Linked DNA regions of Homo sapiens: region 1 is linked to region 2. A link is a contact called in ENCODE Hi-C data. All regions are on one chromosome and are shown on one strand. Each heading gives the region's core, a stretch centred on a gene start or an enhancer-like site at or near the end of the contact. The rest is flanking DNA. Distances are from core to core; before and after follow the strand shown. Region 1 holds the start of ZNF569 (zinc finger protein 569). Region 2 holds the start of ZNF599 (zinc finger protein 599).

Evidence for each region. Hi-C counts contacts between places; a loop is a spot of excess contacts on that map. Pooled maps may share reads with other maps.
Region 1: a loop to region 2 is called in a map of gastrocnemius medialis, with 11 times the contacts of the local background. The contact joins the promoter of ZNF569 here to the promoter of ZNF599 in region 2. A Hi-C loop is called at or near these places in 1 of 168 maps with a recorded cell type or tissue (gastrocnemius medialis), 2 of 37 single-sample maps with no recorded cell type and 9 of 50 pooled maps.

The regions. Positions count from the first base shown.
Region 1 is chr19:37,466,173-37,468,872 of GRCh38, reverse strand. It overlaps ZNF569 (zinc finger protein 569), which reads left to right and starts at 1,429. Exons shown (of 6, transcript NM_152484.3): 1 at 1,429-1,789. It also overlaps a transcript of ZNF570 not described here. RefSeq lists an enhancer at 1,559-1,608.
Region 2 is chr19:34,771,798-34,774,497 of GRCh38, reverse strand. ZNF599 (zinc finger protein 599) reads left to right here and starts at 1,283. Exons shown (of 4, transcript NM_001007248.3): 1 at 1,283-1,674. The coding sequence starts at 1,657. It overlaps LOC124904696 (a long non-coding RNA gene), which reads right to left and starts at 1,151. Exons shown (of 2, transcript XR_007067234.1): 1 at 804-1,151; 2 at 1-231. RefSeq lists an enhancer at 1,353-1,462 and a silencer at 1,573-1,632.

The DNA of each region.
Region 1 (2,700 bases), core at 180-2,679, 2.7 Mb before region 2:
GGGGGATGCAGGGTGGTAAACTGCGCAAGCGCACTACACTCCTGGCAGTCTCCCACCCGCTACCCTCAGCCTGGCACGGTGGCTCACGCCTGTAATCCCAGCACTTTGGAAGGCCAAGGTGGGCAGATCACGAGGTCAGGAGTTCGAGACCAGCCTGACCAACATGGTGAAACCCCGTCTCTACTAAAAATACAAAAAAATTAGCCGGGCGTGGTGGCACGCGCCTTAAGTCCCAGCTACTCAGGAGGCTGAGGCAGAAAAATTGCCTGAACCTGGGAGGCGAAAGGAGGCGGAGGTTGCAGTGAGCCGAGATCGCGCCACTGCACTCCAGCCTGAGCGACAGAGCAAGACTCCGTCTTAAAAAACAAACAAACAAAAACCTCGTGACCTCAAATGATCCGTGCGCTTTGCCCACCCAAAGTGCTGGGATCACAGGCGTGAGCCACCGCGTCCGGCCTATTATCTCTTTATTAAAGGTATTAAGACCGGCCCCGTGCGGCTCATGCCTGTAATCCTAGCACTTTTTGAGGCCCAGGCGGGAGGATCGCTTGAGCTCAGGAGTTCGAGAGCAGCCTGGGCAACATAGCGAGACCTTATCTCTACTAACAAACAAACAAAAATCAGCCGGGCGGAGTGTCCCTTGATTGTGGTCCCAGTTACTCGGAAGGCCGAGGCAGAGAATCGCTTGAGCCCGGGAGTTCGAGGCTGCAGTGAGCCAACATCGCGCCGCTGCACTCTCCAGCCTGGGCAACAAAGTGAGGCTCTGCCTCAAAAAAAACAAAACAAACAAAAAAAAAAAAACACGAAAGGCATAGAGAAGTTAAGTACCTAGTCTGAGATGACACAGCTAGTAAGGCCAAGTCTGTTTAGAAGTCAGGCGGTCTGGCCACACTACTTTTCGCTCACGATCCCGGGTCATGAAATCCAATAACACTGTCACACTCACAATCGAGAAGTCCAGAAAGAACAAATACATGCACATTGTCTCTGACAAAACTGCAAGGTCAGAATCAAACAGCCACGAGAATATAAAACGCGACCATGGTCACACAAAAGGTCGCATATTCGCACGACCTCAGATGTCACTGGACAGGGTCTCTCGCCCTGGAAACCCCACTCCAAATTCCATGGCCGAAGTTTCACACATACAGTCACACTACGTCACTCCTCCCTCTTCTAGCCGCTGTCAGGACCTTAAGGCTCCAGCTGACCCGGCCTTCACTGGCCCTGGAGCTCTCACCACCTTCACCCCGCTGTATTCTAGCCTCAGGTAGAGACCCAAAAAGACGGAACTAAACACACTGAGCCGGGCTTCCTTCACGGACCTTGCGAACCTGCAGCTCCAGCCGACTGTAAGAAGGAAGTGCCTTTTTGCAGGTGGGGTCGGGGAAGTAGGGCCGCGAAGGCCTCTGGGAAATGTAGTTCGGCGCAGGAAGCAGCGGAACGATTCGATTCTTCTCAGCACCAAGTTGCGCTCCCAATCTCTCAGAGCTGGGCTCGCGGGAGGCCGCTCGTGCAAAACCTAGGCTGAGCTCCCCTGCGCGGAGCTGTGAGCCCTGGAACACCGTGGTCTGCTTCTCAGGACGCGCAAACAGTGAAGCCAGTCCCGCCCGGGTGAGCCGCGGGGGCCTCTGGGAAGCGTCGCCCCTGGTGTAACGGACCGAGACTTGTGGCGCTCTCAGCCACCGACAGCGCCGGCCTCAGTGCCGCCTCTGTCCCAGCCCGCGCCGGCTCTGCCACTTTGGCAGCGTTAAGTGTGGAATCGGGGCCTGTGTCCGCGGGCTTGGTGGTGAGTCCTCGGGAAACCGCTAGCTCTGAGCGCCGGACTCTTTGTGCTGGGTGGGAGTGGGGGCCCGCGGTCCTGGTGCCCCAATCTTTGGAGGAGGACGCCGGGCGGGGCGATGCCTGTGCTTGTGGTTCCCTGAGGCAGTGGGAGTGGCGTGTGAAGGACTGTGAGAGTCTGGCGTGAAGTGACTGTCATTTGCCAGACATTCGTCTGGCTGAGTGTGGCCCCGGGATCGTGTCCGTAAGCGGATTTCGTGGAGGCGCTTTCCCTTTTATCTTTCAGTATGAACCTGCGTGCAAACGTGCATGACAGTGGGATCTTGAATGAATGAAAAACTGTGGATACAAGGTAGGGTGTGCTTGTGGGTGTAGATGTGTGAGACTTGGCGTTTGTGCCAGCGCTGCATGTCTTTAGCTTTGGTCATTGGAAATACGTTGTTTTTTTGTTTTTGTTTTTGAGATGGAGTTTCGCTCTCGTTGCCCAGGCTGCTGGAGGGCAATGGCGCGATCTTGGCTCACCGCAACCTCCGCCTCCTGGGAAGAAGCAATTCTCCTCCCTCAGCCTCCCGAGTAGCTGGGATTACAGGCGCACCACCACGCCTGGCTAATTTTGTATTTTTAGTAGAGACGGGGTTTCTCCATGTGGGTCAGGCTGGTCTCGAACAACTGACCGCAGGTGATCCACCCGCCTCGTTCTCCCAAAGTGCTGAGATTACAGTCGTAAGCCACCGCGCCCGGCCGGAAATATGTTTTTATATGAAACATCGATATCCCCAACACTTTAATATTTATTTATTTTTAATTTTATTTTCGTGTATTAGCTACGTTGTTTTGTGTACTTACTAAACTCATTCTCCTCCTTCCCTACTCCACCCCATTTGGGGAGTGGAGTGGGGTGGAGAAAAATACAGAAAA
Region 2 (2,700 bases), core at 34-2,533:
TCCATCCTGGGGATGCCTCTTTGGATGTAATGCTTTTACTTTTCACAGTGTCCAGGATTATTGCCCTCTTCATGTGGGCTACAGGTTTGGGTGGTGGGCTGAAAGTGTCTTGATGAGACAAGATCTGGTGACCCTGAGTTGCTGGGCATAAGCTGGGCCATCTGGTTTGTGCCTGGTTCTGGCTTCCCTGGGGGCTGGAGGGGCAGATGGGGAGGGGTCAGATCCTGGTTGCTGTGAATTAGAGATGAACAGTGACACGCCATCTTACATCACAAACTAGAAACCATGTCAACTCCACTCTTCCCTTAGGGCTGCAGGTAATTAGTCTCAGTGATCCTAAGTTTTGAATCATGTAAGAAAGTATCCCTTGGGCAATAGGTCTACCTGTATATTAGGAAACCCTCCTGCATATACCGTTTTAAAAAGATGCATACGCCAAATGCTGCAACGTATTATTATGTAAAATTTAAACAGTATTCATGAGGCTCCTGTTGAATCAGTCAACGTATTTGTTTTGACAAATATCAGAGTCTGCAAAGAAGTATCTCAGACCCTCCCCTAGCAGTGTATTGTGATGATGTTGCCAATAATACAGAATATTAATAATGACAGCAATAGCTCTTATGTTCTTATCGGTATGTTCCAGGCCCAGTGCTAAGCAATTCTTAGTTACTTCCCACCAAACAGGTGGCTTTGTCTCATTTATTTACTGGAATTTAAAGAGTCTGGTTCTCAAATGTTTTGCAGCATCCACTTTTCCTGGACAAGTTAAGCAGAGGGCTGGGTCCCACCCCCCAGAGTACCTGATTCAGTGGGTGGGGACTAAGAACTTGCATTGGTAACAAATTCGCAGGTAATGCTGATGTCATCTGAAAATTACTGATAGGGGAAATTTTAATATTATCATATTAAATAATTATCTTCATTTTCCTTAGGAATCTCCATCTCAAGGCTCAGAGAGATGAACTGCTGGCGCAGGGATACACAGGGAGGAAAGTCAAGGCGTGAGTTGCCTGGTAGAGACATTTGAGAGTGGGTCATTGCCTCAGATAATTTCCACGGAACTCTGTGTGCCTCTCCTTTAAGAAGAGGTGAAGCCAATCCCTTTCTTGGGAGCCTTGAGAAGCCGCCTCACCGAGAACAGAAAGTGCGCTCCAGGTACCACCCGGATTCCGTCAAACTACATTACCCAGAAGGCAGTGCTACAAGGGACGGAAGCCGACCCCAAGCCATAGACGGAAGGCGCAGAGGGGCGTTCCCGTAGCGGCGTGGGCGGGACTTCCGGCGTCCAGTCTTCGTCCGCCGTTAGGTTGCGGCTGCTGTGGTTGCCAACGCTACACTGGGTAGAACGCCAGACAGGGGCCACTTTTCGAGACCGAGTAGAGACGGACAGTGAGGAGGATAGGACCCACTTACACGCTTTTATGTCAGCCGCGATCCCACCCCCACAAGCGTCTGCAAAACCCTTCCTGGGGCCTTGGCGACAGCCCTGTGTCCTCACGGCGCGCAGAGGCGGCGCCGCGAACCTTGTGTGCATTTTACACGACGGCGGGGACTGAGGTCCCTCGCAGCCCAGAGCCGGAGCCCGGGGTCGGCCGAGCCCGCAGGACCGGCTTCCTCGCCGACTCTCACGGCCTCACCCAGCCCCCTGGGCCCATGGCGGCGCCGGCGTTGGTGAGTGGAGGGTTCCGCAGCCCGCGCGAGCTCGGGTCACCGCCCGCATGCACCCATCCGCTGTAATACGGCGGATGCCGGGACTCTGTGCTTCTCCCTTTTGATGCCCTAGGTTATGGAGATCCCGGGAGAGGGTGAGGTGAGAGGGCAGGGCTAATCACTTCCTACCCAGGGTCCTGAATCCAGGACAGGAGTTGTAAGGAGAGGTCCCTGTCTCTGGCTCTAACCTGGAGCTGTCGCCTCGCTGCCCTCGGCCTCCATTCCCTCGGGTCTAAAATGCGAGTCTCAGTAATTTTCTCTGTGGAGGGAGCTGGAGAGGGTACGCTTGTGACGTGGGTCCTGTCTTTCACTGCTCGGAGAGCATCACTCTAGGTGCCGTCTTTGAAGAAGGACTCTCTAGGTCCTGCTGTTGTTTTAGGGGATCATTCCAGCGGAAGTCTGGCCCTACCAAAAGCTGGGAGAGGGAATGAGAGCCTCGAGGGCAAGAGGTGAGGCGGGAGCAGCATTTTTGGCAGGAGGCTAGAAGACAAGAAGCTCATTGGATTTATCTTTGCAGATGCCGTCTGTTTATTACAAATGAATCTGGCTTGCCGCCTAACAGCAGTGAATCCGTGCTTCTGTTTAACACATGCTCTTGTATTTGAAAAGCAAATCCAGCACAATATTCATTAATGACAGTGTACATGAATGTATGTCTCTTGGAGTGTGAGCACATAAGGCCCCAAGTTACTCTCCAGCATGTCACACTGTTTACTCCTCGTAGCTCTGATCACCTTCAGGAGTTGTCTATTCATTTTTCCTCACCTGGTCTGTTCTCTAACTTCAATCTAACCTTGTTCCAGGGTCTCTTCAGAGAGAGCTTCCCTGGTTGCATCATGTAAAGTCTCTCCCAGTCTTTGTGGTCTTCTCACTCTTGTGTTGTTTTCTAGAGTCTTCTGACTTTATCTTGATTGTTTATTGCTGAGGATCTGTCCCCCAACCCCAGAATGTCAGCTTCTGTTCTGTTTTTCATCCCCAGGCCCAAAA